Regions from separate parts of the Homo sapiens genome. Here region 1 is linked to region 2. The links are chromatin contacts, found by Hi-C or POLR2A ChIA-PET in ENCODE. All regions are on one chromosome and are shown on one strand. The core of a region is the stretch at or near the end of the contact, and the rest is flanking DNA. Distances in the headings are between cores, read along the strand shown.

Evidence for each region. A loop is a pair of places that touch in the nucleus more often than their neighbours do. ChIA-PET counts read pairs that join two places held with the same protein, here RNA polymerase II (POLR2A). Pooled maps may share reads with other maps.
Region 1: a loop to region 2 is called in a map of OCI-LY7, with 35 times the contacts of the local background. The contact joins two enhancer-like sites. A Hi-C loop is called at or near these places in 2 of 168 maps with a recorded cell type or tissue (OCI-LY7 and Right ventricle myocardium superior) and 4 of 50 pooled maps. POLR2A ChIA-PET finds 5 or more read pairs at or near these places in 2 of 52 experiments (BJ and WTC11).

What each region holds. Positions count from the first base shown.
Region 1 is chr9:135,922,348-135,928,226 of GRCh38, reverse strand. No RefSeq gene overlaps it. Among named protein-coding and RNA genes, the nearest start is that of CAMSAP1-DT, 17 kb to the right of the region's middle. RefSeq lists enhancers at 1,267-1,316, 2,353-2,432. Within about 2 kb of position 1,251, at least 8 of the 41 ENCODE cell types and tissues checked have a DNase peak (open chromatin) inside an H3K27ac peak, as active enhancers do.
Region 2 is chr9:135,795,905-135,801,508 of GRCh38, reverse strand. No RefSeq gene overlaps it. Among named protein-coding and RNA genes, the nearest start is that of KCNT1, 97 kb to the right of the region's middle. Within about 2 kb of position 3,647, at least 4 of the 41 ENCODE cell types and tissues checked have a DNase peak (open chromatin) inside an H3K27ac peak, as active enhancers do.

The DNA of each region.
Region 1 (5,879 bases), core at 2-2,501, 130 kb before region 2:
TGGGGCCTTCCCGCCCACAGCACTGGCTCTGTCGCCAGAAAGATCCTCCTCGAAGTGAGCTCGGAAGCGGACTCTCCCAGAGGGCAGGGGTGGCAGCTGCGGGGCTGTGGTACACTCTGCCTGCGGCGTCGCCCGTGTGTGGTTTTTGAAGTGTGTGTGTGGTGGTGTGGTGTGCGTGTGTGCTCTGTGTGCATGCACAGGCGTGCATGTGTGTGTGTGTGCTCTCTGCATGCAGAGGCGTGCGTGTGTGTGCGTGTGTGCTCTGCGTGCACAGGTGTGCGTGTGTGCTGTGTGCATGCAGAGGCATGTATGTGTGTGTGTGCATGCACAGGTGTGTGCATGTGTGCTGTGTGCATGCACAGGCGTGCATGTGTGTGCATGTGTGCTCTGCATGCATAGGCGTGCATGCGTGTATGCTGTGTGCATGCACAGGTTTGTGTGTGTGTGCGTGTGCTCTGCATGCACAGGTGTGCGTGTGTGTGCATGTGTGCTCTGTGTGCATGCACAGGCGTGCATGTGTGCGTGCGTGTGTCGTCCAGGGGAGCATCACGGGGAGGCCAGGCGTGTGCCCAGCTCCCCAAGCAAGGCCTCCTGGCTTCCCTTCCGGCTGTCCCGTGGCTCCTGTGTGGCCGGGGCCTCTGGTGTGGGCCGGCAGCTCTTGGCCCCCAATGGGGATGGAGCAGCTCCAGGGTGCCTGGGACCAGGCTGGCACTGCTGGCAGAGTCAGTAGGATGGGTGCAGCCCCTGGGGACAAGGACAGGAAGCAAGGGCAAAGGCACCTCCAGGACAGGCCAGGACAACTTCTTGGCTTCCACGCAGCCTTCCAGAGCAGGGCCACAATGCTGTCCCTGTTCCAGGCTTTGGAATGTCCTAGAGATGCTTCTCAGGTGGCCAGCCCTGAGTCCTGCACTGGAACCCAGAGAGGCAGGGCACATCCCCAAGGCCACATTGCCGTGGTCACAGAGCAGGTTAGGGCGCTGGGGGATCCCCGCCTGGCCTGCCCAGGAGAGAAAGGGCTCTCTGTGCGGCCCCGGTGCTCGAGTCCTGGAGGAGCCTGTGGCTGCAGGCTCTCAGATCTCCTCCCTTCGGGCGGGGTCTCTGGCACCTCTGCCTCTGACTCACTGGCCACCAATGGTGTCAGCAGAGGGAGCGGGAGTCCCCGGCTGCCTCAGCAAGGCCCTGTGGTGCCCGCCTGACTCTCAGGGCCTCTCGCTTTTGTTGTCCTGAGTCACCACCATCAGGAAGTCACACTGCCCTGAGGCGGCTGCGTTGCCAGGAAGCCTAGGCCACGTGGAGAGGCCACTCCAAGAGGCCACATGGATGTGCTCAGGGTGACAGCCAGAAGCGACCGCCACAGGTGGAAGTGAGGAACACACTGAAGGCCTCGCTGTGGTTGGGTCACCTGGCCGTTCTCTCCACGGCGAAGTGGAGACCACCATGGCACTGGGCCCTGCCTGGGTTCCCTTCCCGGGGCCCTTGAGTGCGGCACGATAAAGGCTGTGCGCAGCTGCCACACCTGGTGTCACTGGTCACTTGGAGTCACTGCAGCACCAGCTGAAGGAGAGAGGGTCCGGCTCAGCTGAGAGGCCGCTTCCCATCCAGTGACTGGAGGCAACTTTGTTGGAGAGTTTTCCAGCCTGAGACGGATGCAGGGGAATTTGGAGACTGGTCCCAGCCAGGGTGCATCCCAGGGTGTGGTGGGGGCTGCCCCAGTCGGCACGTCCCGCAGATCCTCACACCCTCTGGCCACTGAAGACCTCTGAGGCCAGCCTAAGGAGGGGCCTGCAGGGCTCTCCTTGTTTTTTTTCTTTGAGGCGGAGTCTCTGTCGCCCGGGCTGGAGTGCAGTGGCAAGATCTCGGCTCATTGCAACCTCCGCCTCCTGGGTTCATGCCATTCTCCTGCCTCAGCCTCCTGAGGAGCTGGGACTACAGGCGCCCAGCACCACACGCAGCTAATTTTTTTATTTCTAGTAAGACGGGGTTTCACCATGTTGGCCAGGCTGGTCTCGAACTCCTCATCTTGTGATCTGCCCACCTCAGCCTCCCAAAGTGCTAGAATTATAGGTGTGAGCCACCACAACCGGCCGTTGTTTTTAGGTTTTATGTATTTACTTTAGAGACGAGGTCTCGTTCTGTCACCCAGGCTGGAGTGCAGTGCAGCCATCACGGCTCATTGTAGCCCACAACTCCTGGGCTCAAGCATCCTCCCGCCTCAGCCTCCAGGGTAGCTGGGACTGCAGGTATGCACCACTGCGCACAGCTAGTTTTTAAATGTTCTCTAGAGACGGGGTCTTGCTGTGTTGCCCAGGCTGGTCTTGAACTTCTGGCCTCAAGCAATCCTGCCTCAGCCTCCCAAAGCACTGGGATTACAGGCATGAGCCACAGGGCCCGGCCTCTCAGTGCTTTCTGAGAATGAGCTGCTTTTCTCTTCCGCCCCCAGACCTGAACCTCAGTGTTCCTGGAAACTCCCACGCTTGCATTCTGATGCTGAATTAATCACCGTGTCCCCAGGTGGCTGCTCTTGCCAGCCAAGCACTGAGGCCTCCAAACTCAGTCCCAGGATGGCGGCGGTCGGACCCCACGCTTCCTTGGGGCTCGCTGAGGGAGGGGGTCTGACCCCACAGGCCCTACCCAGGAGTGAGTCCGGGGCCAGGGTGGCCCTCGCAGACAGCGGACACTCTCGCTGCTTCCCTCCTATCCAGGCTGGGCCCACCACTTCCATGATGTGGCTGCCCTCACCATTAATTGCTTAAACCTGGGAGACGGAGGTTGCAGTGAGCCGAGATCACGCCATTGCACTCCAGCCTGGGCAGCAAGAGTGAAACTCCATCCCCCACCCCCCCAAAAAAGAACAGCTCTACTAGGCTCTACCTGACATGCACCAAGCTGTGTGTGCGAGGTTCACAGGTTGGAGGCTCCTGAAACAAGTGGGCACCTGGGAAAGCATCAAAGTCAAGACCCCCAGCACGGGGGACCTGCAGCCGCCAGGCCACTGGTTGCACAATTCCTGAGCCGGCGGGTTTCTTTCGCCTTCTGTAGGTTCGACCTTGAAACTACAAGAGTGAATCTGAAAGTTAGTTCAAAAAGTCAAACGGGTTCACAGCAGCCAAGAGGTGGCGACAACACGAAGCCCATTGGTGGAGGAGTAGGGGGGCAACATGTGGTCACCCAGACAATGGGGTGTTCGGCACACGAGGAGGTGAGCCCTGACGCAGCGACACGCGTGAACCTTGAAGGCATCATGCTGAGCAGGACAAGCCAGGCATGAAGGTCCACATGTTGTCTTGATTCCATTTCTATGAAATGTCCACAACAGGCGAATCCACAGAGACACAAAGATGGGTGGTTGCCACGGGCTGGGGGAGGGAGGAATGGGGAGTGAGGGCTGATGGGGAGGGCGTTTCCTTCCCAGGGCATGACAGTGTTCTGGAACTAGATGGATGTGGCTGCGACGCATCGGGAATGAATGCAACGGCACTGAATTGTCCACCTTAGCACGGCTGAGTTTGTTATGTGAATTTCCCCTCAATACAAAAATAAAAAAAATTGCCTCTAATTTTCTTTCCAGCTGTAACTTCCGTGTTTTTAAGGCGTCGAACCCAATCCCTCCGTTTTACATCCTCTATGAACTAATCGATGCCCCCAAACTACTAAATTTCATTTCCCAGAAAGTTCATGAAAAACCAAAACTCCAAGGAAGAAAAACTTGAGACCCAAGCTAGTCTCGTGTTTTTTATCATCTGTGATTTTTCAAAATTTCCATGCTGGGCCTGAAGTACTGTTAGTCAGAACGGTTTATTTAAGCAAACCAATATGCATGCTTTGTCATAAAATAATTTCCATATGGTAATACACTTGTTTTTTCTGTTTGTTTGTTTTTTGAGACAGAGTCTTGCTCTGTCATCCAGGTTAGAGTGCAATGGCGCGATCTCGGCTCACCGCAACCTCTGCCACCTGGGTTCAAGTGATTCTCCTGCCTCAGCCGCCTGAGTAGGTGAGATTACGGGCATGCGTGCCACCATGCCCAGCTAATTTTTTTTTTTTTTGAGACGGAGGTCTCACTCTGTCGCCCAGGCTGGAGTGCAGTGTTGCGATCTCGGCTCACTGCAAGCTCCGCCTCCCGGGTTCACACCATTCTCCTGCCTCGGCCTCCCGAGTAGCTGGGAGTACAGGCGCCTGCCACCACACCTGGCTAATTTTTTGTATTTTCAGCGGAGATGGGGTTTCACTGTGTTAGCCAGGATGGTCTCGATCTCCTGACCTCGTGATCCACCCACCTCGGCCACCCAAAGTGCTGGGATTACAGGCGTGAGCCACCGTGCCAGACAGTAATACATCTGCAACAGTGGTATTTTAAACACAATGGGCAGGCACATTTTGGTTTGGGTTCTGCACATTTTTAGCCTTGCAAGTCAGTGGAGACAGAGATGCGTGCTGCACCGCGGGAGGTAACTAGCCTGACCCAGAAGGGCTGGGGCGCAGAGATCCCCCACCTGGGGCTCCCCGCTGACTCCTGGAGCCCAGCCTGGGGGTCGCAGGGGAGTGGGCGGAGGCCACCCTGATCCCCACGCCAGACCTCCGTCCCCAGGACTGGAGGGAGAGGAGGGAACGAGGGAAGTCCTAAAGCTAAGCCAGCTGTTTAGCCCGTTTTCCCGACTGGGGCTCTGGACAGGCCCTGCCTGCTAAATGGTAAATGCTTTAATCTCCAGCGACCTAATTTAGTTCTTTTAAAAGCACAACTCAAAGCAAAAATGAAGCTGCCTAATATTTGTTAAAACACTATTATTAGGAGAAGTGGTAATATGTTGAAATTACCTTTACAAAAATTAAAGAAAGAAAGTTGGCCGGGTGCAGTGGCTCACGCCTGTAATCCCAGCACTTTGGGAGGCCGAGGCGGGCAGATCACAAGGTCAAGAGATGGAGACCATCCTGGCCAACATGGTGAAACCCCGCATCTACTAAAAATACAAAAAAAATGAATTAGCCAGGCGTGGTGGTGCGCTCCTGTAATCCCAGCTACTCGGGAGGCTGAGATAGGAGAATCGCTTGAACCTGGGAGGCAGAGGCTGCAGTGAGCCAAGATCACGCCACTGCACTGCAGCCTGGAAACAGAGCCAGACTCCGTCTCAAAAAAAAAAAAAAAAAAGGCTGGGATTGGTGGCTTACGCCTGTAATCCCAGCACTTTGGGAGGCCGAGGCAGGCAGATCACGAGGTCAGGAGTTTGGCGGGCCCCTGTAATCCCAGCTACTCCGGAGGCTGAGGCAGGAGAATCACTTGAACCCAGGAAATGGAGGTTGCAGTGAGCCAAGATCGCACCACTGCACTTCAACCTGGGCAACAAGAGGGAAAATCCATTTCAAAAAAGAAAGTCTGTGCAGGGTGGCTCATGCCTGTAATCCCAGCACTTTGGGAGACTGAAGCAGGCGGATCACCTGAGGTCAGGAGTTTAAGACCAGCCTGGCCAACATGGTAAAACACTGTCTCTACTAAAAATATAAACATCAGCTGGGCGTGGTGGCAGGCACCTATAATCCCAGCTACTTGGGAGGCTGAGACAGCAAAATCGCTTGAACCTGGGAGGTGGAGGTTGCAGTGAGCCGAGATTGAGCCACTGCATTCCTGCCTGGCAACAGAGTGAGACTCAAAAAAAACCCCAAAAAACAAAAACCTACAAAACAAAACAAACAAACCACTGTCATTAGGGGAGATGGTAATATGTTGAAATTACCACTTTACAAAAATTAAAAAAAATAGAAAGGCTGGGCACGGTGCCTCACACCTGTAATCCCAGTGCTTTGGGAGACCGAGGTGGCAGGATCGCTTGAGCCCAGGAGTTCGAGACCAGGCTGGGCAACATAAGACCCTGTCTCCATTATTT
Region 2 (5,604 bases), core at 2,398-4,897:
AAGATGGAATTCGGGTTGCGAATCAGATGATCTTGAGATGGGAGATCAGCATAGACTGTTAGGGGAGCCCCATGTCATCACAAGGGTGTCTCAAGTGTGGGATGGGTGCAGAGGACAGAGCAAGACCGGGCCGACGGAAGAGAGCACAGAGCTGCAGACTGCTGGTTTTGCAGATGGAGGGAGGGGCCGTGAGCCAAGGAATGCAGATGCCCTCTAGAAGCTGGAAAGGCTTCTAGATTCTCTGGAGAGTCTCCAGAAAGCTGGGAGCTCTGCTGATGACCTTGATCTCAACTCAGGTGTTTGTCCGACTTCTGGTCTATGGAGCTGTTAATAAGTTTGTGGTGGTTGAAGTCACTAAGTTTGTTACAGCAGCAACAGGAAGCGAATCCAGTCTAGTTGTCTATTTGTGCAATACACAGGCAGGATCCTGATTCCTGTCGCTTGATAATGAGACTCGCTCTCTGGTAAACCAGCTGCTTCCGCTAAGAGCGTTTTGGATATTTTTGGCCCTTTGCATGTTAGGTTCTACCCAGCCTCCCCTCCCCTCCCCTCCCCTCCCCTCCCCTCCCCTCCCCAACCCCCAGTAATTGAGATTTGGTTTGGGATTGTCTTGAGGTCAGAGAGATTTGACATCTTTATAGTATTGATCCATGAACTTGGTGTGGCTTCATTATTTAACTCTTAAAGCTTGCAAAACATTTGATAATTTTTCTTGTAGAGGTCTAATACTACTTTTTTTTTTTTTTGAGAGGGAGTCTCGCTCTTTCGCCCAGGTTGGAGTGCAGTGGCGTGATCTCGGCTCACTTCAAGCTCCGCCTCCTGGGTTCACACCATTCTCCTGCCTCAGCCTCCCGAGGAGCTGGGACTACAGGCGCCTGCCACCACGCCCGGCTAATATTTTGTATTTTTAGTAGAGACGGGGTTTCACTGTGTTAGCCAGGATGGTCTCCATCTCCTGATCTTGTGATCTGCCCGCCTCGGCCTCCGAAAGTGCTGGGATATACAGGCGTGAGCCACCATACCTGGCCTAATTTCCTTTTCTTGTAAGGACACCAGTCAGATTGGATTAGGGCCCATCCCGGTGACCTCTTTTTAACTTAATTACCTCTTTAAAGGCCCTGTCTCCAAAGACAATCACATTCTGACGTCCTCAGGGAATGGACATCCACCTGTGGGTTTGGGGGACACCGTTCAGCCCATAACAGAGGTCACCAGGGATAGGATGTCCACCTGTGGGTTTGGGGGACACCGTTCAGCCCATGACAGAGGTCGCCAGGGATAGGACGTCCACCTGTGGGTTTGGGGGACACCGTTCAGCCCATGACAGAGGTCGCCAGGGATAGGATGTCCACCTGTGGGTTTGGGGGGCACTGTTGAGGTCACACGTGGGCAGTGCGTCCACTGCTTGAAGAGCTGACATTGCCAAAGGTAGGTGGACCTCTCAGGATTTCTATTTTTTATTATAAAATATTCAACCTGTAATCCCAGCACTTTGAGAGACTGAGGTGGGAGGATTGCTTGAGTCCAGGAATTGGAGACCAGTCTGGGCAACATGGCAAAACCCCATCTCTACCAAAAATACAAAAATTAGCCGGGCTTGGTGATGCTTAACTTGTAGTCCCAGCTACTCGGGAGGCTGAGGTAGGAGGATCATTCAAGCCCAGCAGGTTGGGGCTGTCGTGAGCCGTGAATCCACCACTGCACTACAGTCTGGGCAGCAGAGCTAGACCCTGTCTCAAAAACATAAAAAGTAAAATATTTGAAAGCCATCCAAGGAATAGAGTCGCATATGTTAGTCATGAAGCAAAATAATAAACGTTGCCGGTGACTCTCACTCATCTTAATAATTTTATAACGAGATTTCTAGAGATGGAAGGAGTCGCAAAGGCCAGTGCTCCTGCTTCACTTACCCAGGACTTTGGGCGTCACGTCCCTGGATCTGTGGCACATGGTAAGTCTGTGTTTCTCCTGTGTGGTGAGGCCGCACTGTCCCTAAGTGTGTACCCGGAAGCACCCGTGGAGTAAGGTGCCGTGGGGTGGATGCGCGGCGCTGAGCACACAGCTCTGTGTGTCCGAGCTTTGCAGGCTGGTGGAGGAAGGTCAGGCAGGTGGACTGGGCAGGACCTTTTCCAGACCCAAAGAATTGACCAGGGTTGGCTGGGAGGTGATGAAGAAGTCTTTGCAGAAGCCAAGAAATGTGCGATGCTGAGGAGCTCAGGCTCTTGAGCCTGGAGCTGGTCTGGGCAGGTGATGGTTGTGGAAGGATGCAGGAATGGGAGGTCTCAGAGCTGATGATCAGGGCAGTGGGTGGGCCTTCTGGGCCAAGTGACCAGTGAGTCCTACTGCTCTTGTTCCCCGAGTGCCAGCACCATCACTGGAAGTCTGGGCCAGTGTGGTGGCTAAGTGGCAACATGATGGGCTGAGCGAGACCATGTCAGCTGCCATCCGAGGGAGGTGGCCACGGGCAGGTGGTTCAGGAATCACGGCCAGCGCCTGCTGCTCACTGCTCTCTTATTAGAGTGGTGGCCTTCTTGGGCTGGGAGGTGGTGGTGGGGGATGGGGGACCAGACTTTAAGGAAAAATGGAGGCCACACTGTGAAGGACCCTGGCCACAAGCTGCCATCTGGCCTTTGGGACTTTGTATTTTGAGTAGAATGACCATGCACTCACGTACTCCTCCACTCGCTCATCTGTTCATTCATTTATCCATCTGCTCATTCATTCACTCATTCGTTCTGGAATAGGGCTGGGTGTGCTGTTGGGTGCGGTGCAGGGCTGGAGACAAGGAGGCAAGGGTCCCAGCCAGGGGTGGCTTGCATTAATTCATGGCATCTGGGGGGTGTTGAAGTTCATGGGCAGTAGAGAGATGTGACCGAGGCCGCAGTGCCATGGGGGAGTGGTGGAGAGAGGAGGTGCGGCTCACGACTTAAGGATGGAACATTGGAGGCGAGACACTGGAGCGTGCGGGCCCCCAGGGGACAGGAGGAGGCAGGAGGGTGTCCTCAGGGAGGAGGAGGCACAGCCTCAGAAGAGGTTGAGACCAGGCAGCCTTGTCCACCACCCTGCAGGGCCCGAGCAGGGCGGGTGGAGGGTGGTGAGAGGTGGGAACAATGCATGGTGCCTGGGCAGGTGCGTACCGGAGACTGCAGCGCGGAGCTGGTGTTTTGGTGTGTGGAGCTGCCACCGTGGGCTGCTTCCTCCAGACCTGTCCTGCCTGCCACATGCACTGCTCTACAGGGCTGGTTTGCTGCAGCAAAGAACTCAGGGCCGGGAGCACGGCCAGGGTCAGGCTGTTCCCAGGGCCTTCCAGGGGTGGCCGTGTTTGACACATGCCTGGAAGAATGCCTGGTCCCAAACAGCCATCAGTGCCTTTCATGAGCATCCTGGGTGCCAGGCGCTGTGGCCAAGCCCCCAAGGCCCACCCCAGCATGAACTCACAGCCGCTCTCAGAATTTAGGGCTGCTTCGTCACGCTCAGAATTTAGGGCTGCTTCGTCACGCTGCACCCCAGGATTTTAGACAGTGATAGGGTGGATTTGAAGGTCAGCTCTGGTTACAGAGAACAGGCAAAGGGCCCAAGGCACAGGAAAGGGAGCGTTTCCTGGTGATGCTGGAGAGGGCGGAGGCTGCTTGGGAAGCAGAGGAAAGAGGGCAGAGGCGCCCCCTAGTGCCCGTGTGAGAGACGGCGGGTGGCCTCAGGGTGTGGGTGGGGGACACTGAGGGAGGACATGGGGTCTTGAGGGTGTGACAGATGGATCGGCTTGGACACGTGGAGTCTGAGGTACCCCCAGGACAGCCACTTGGAATGTGGAGTGGGCTGACGAGTTCCCGGACTTGAGTGTGGATGGACTTCTGGGGGAGCTGGTAGACGGGTCAGCACCGGCAAACCTCAGTAGTCTGGGGCTGCGTGAGGACCATCAGGAGGGCCAAGACAGACTCTTCGGAGGGCGGGTGGGGTGAGTGTCCAGTGGAGGTCAAGTGAGGTGAGAACCAGCAGCACCCTTCATGTTCAGTGGCCAGGAGCCAGCCTGACTCAGGGTGTGTTTTGGGGGGCACTGGGGGTGGGGTGAGGAAGAGGACGGCATGGGGGAAGGCTGGAGAAGCTCAGCTGCTCAGAGGGGAACAGAGAAAGAGAGTGAGCTCACGTGTGGAGGTGGTGCCAGAGGGCGGGCTGAGTGAGGGCAGGGGCCCAGGAACAGCTGGATGGGAGCTGGCATCCTGGGAGAGCGCAGAGCTCCGGGGTTGGCGCTGAGGCTCGGCGGTGCTCAGCAGACAGGAGGTCAAGCCACTGTCAGTCCCCTGGAGATCTGGGCTCCTCGGAGGTCAGGAGGGCTCCTGGCTGCTGTCCTCTGGGGCGGGCTGGGAGTCGCAGCAGTAGATCGAATGTGTGAGTTGGGGGCTCCGTGAGACTCTGCCCCGGGTGCCCTGTGGCTCCCCTGCAGCCTGCTTTCGGGAATGCCAGGGCAAGTGGAGCAGCGAGGCTCCGGGCAGGTGCAGGGGCTGGGCCGGCTGCTCTCTGAGCATCCTCTGTCCTCAGTCCTGCCTGACTCTTCTGCTCAAGGAGAAGCCCTTGCCCTGCAGCGGCCGTGCCTCAGTGCCCCTCACAGGTCCTCTGTGCCTTCCATGCATGCAAGGTGGGGCCTCTGGAGCCTGGCCCGCACACACAACCATCCAGGCAGCTGTGGGGCAGAGACGGCAGCTTTCTGGGACCCAGGGGCACTGCAGGGGCTGATCATGGTAGCCAATGCCTGGACACCTGGCAGGCGGCATGGCCATGAAGGGGCCGTGCCTCAGTTTCCCCACTGAGGTACATGCACCCTCAGGCAACTGCATCGCTCACCTGTCACCTGGCACCTTCAAGCAGGTGCCTGCCTGGAGGAGCTCTTCCTGGCTTCCAACCAGCTGTGCCACCTGCCGTGGGTGCCCTTTGCAGCCTGAGCACCTGACCAGGTTGGACCTCTCCAGCGGCGAGCATCTGCTTGCTGAGCGGGACACCTTCCTGTACCCAGGGGCTCTTCAGGAGCTGGAGCTGCGGGGAACTGGCTGGCCACACTGCCGGCTGTAAAACCATGTGCCATCTAGGGGTCACTTTAAAACCCTCCAGCCTGGACACACATCCAGGCTTGAGGTGTGTGTGGGAGGTGGAGAAGGACAGACAGGGCTGAGGACTGCTGAAGCTGGGGCTGACGTGCTGGTCATGTGACTCTCCATAACTTGGGGACTTAACAAATCCACTATCGGTCTCCATCTTTTTTTTTTTTTTTTTTTTTTTGGAGATGAAGTCTTGCTCTGTCATCCAGGCTGGAGTGCAGTGGCACGATCTTGGCTCACTGCAGCCTCCTCCTCCTGGGTTCAAGTGATTCTCGTGCCTCAGCCTCCGGAGTAGCTGGGATTACAGGCACACACACACAACACCACGCCTGGCTAGTTTCTGTAATTTTAGTAGAGTTGGGGTTTCACATGTTGGCCAGGCTGTTCTCAAACTCCTGACCTCAGGTCATCCGCCCGCCTCGGCCTCCCAGAGTGCTGGGATTAGAGGTGTGAGCCACCGCGCCCGGCCAGTCTCTGTATTTTAATTGGTGTATTTAGACTAATTCATGTACAT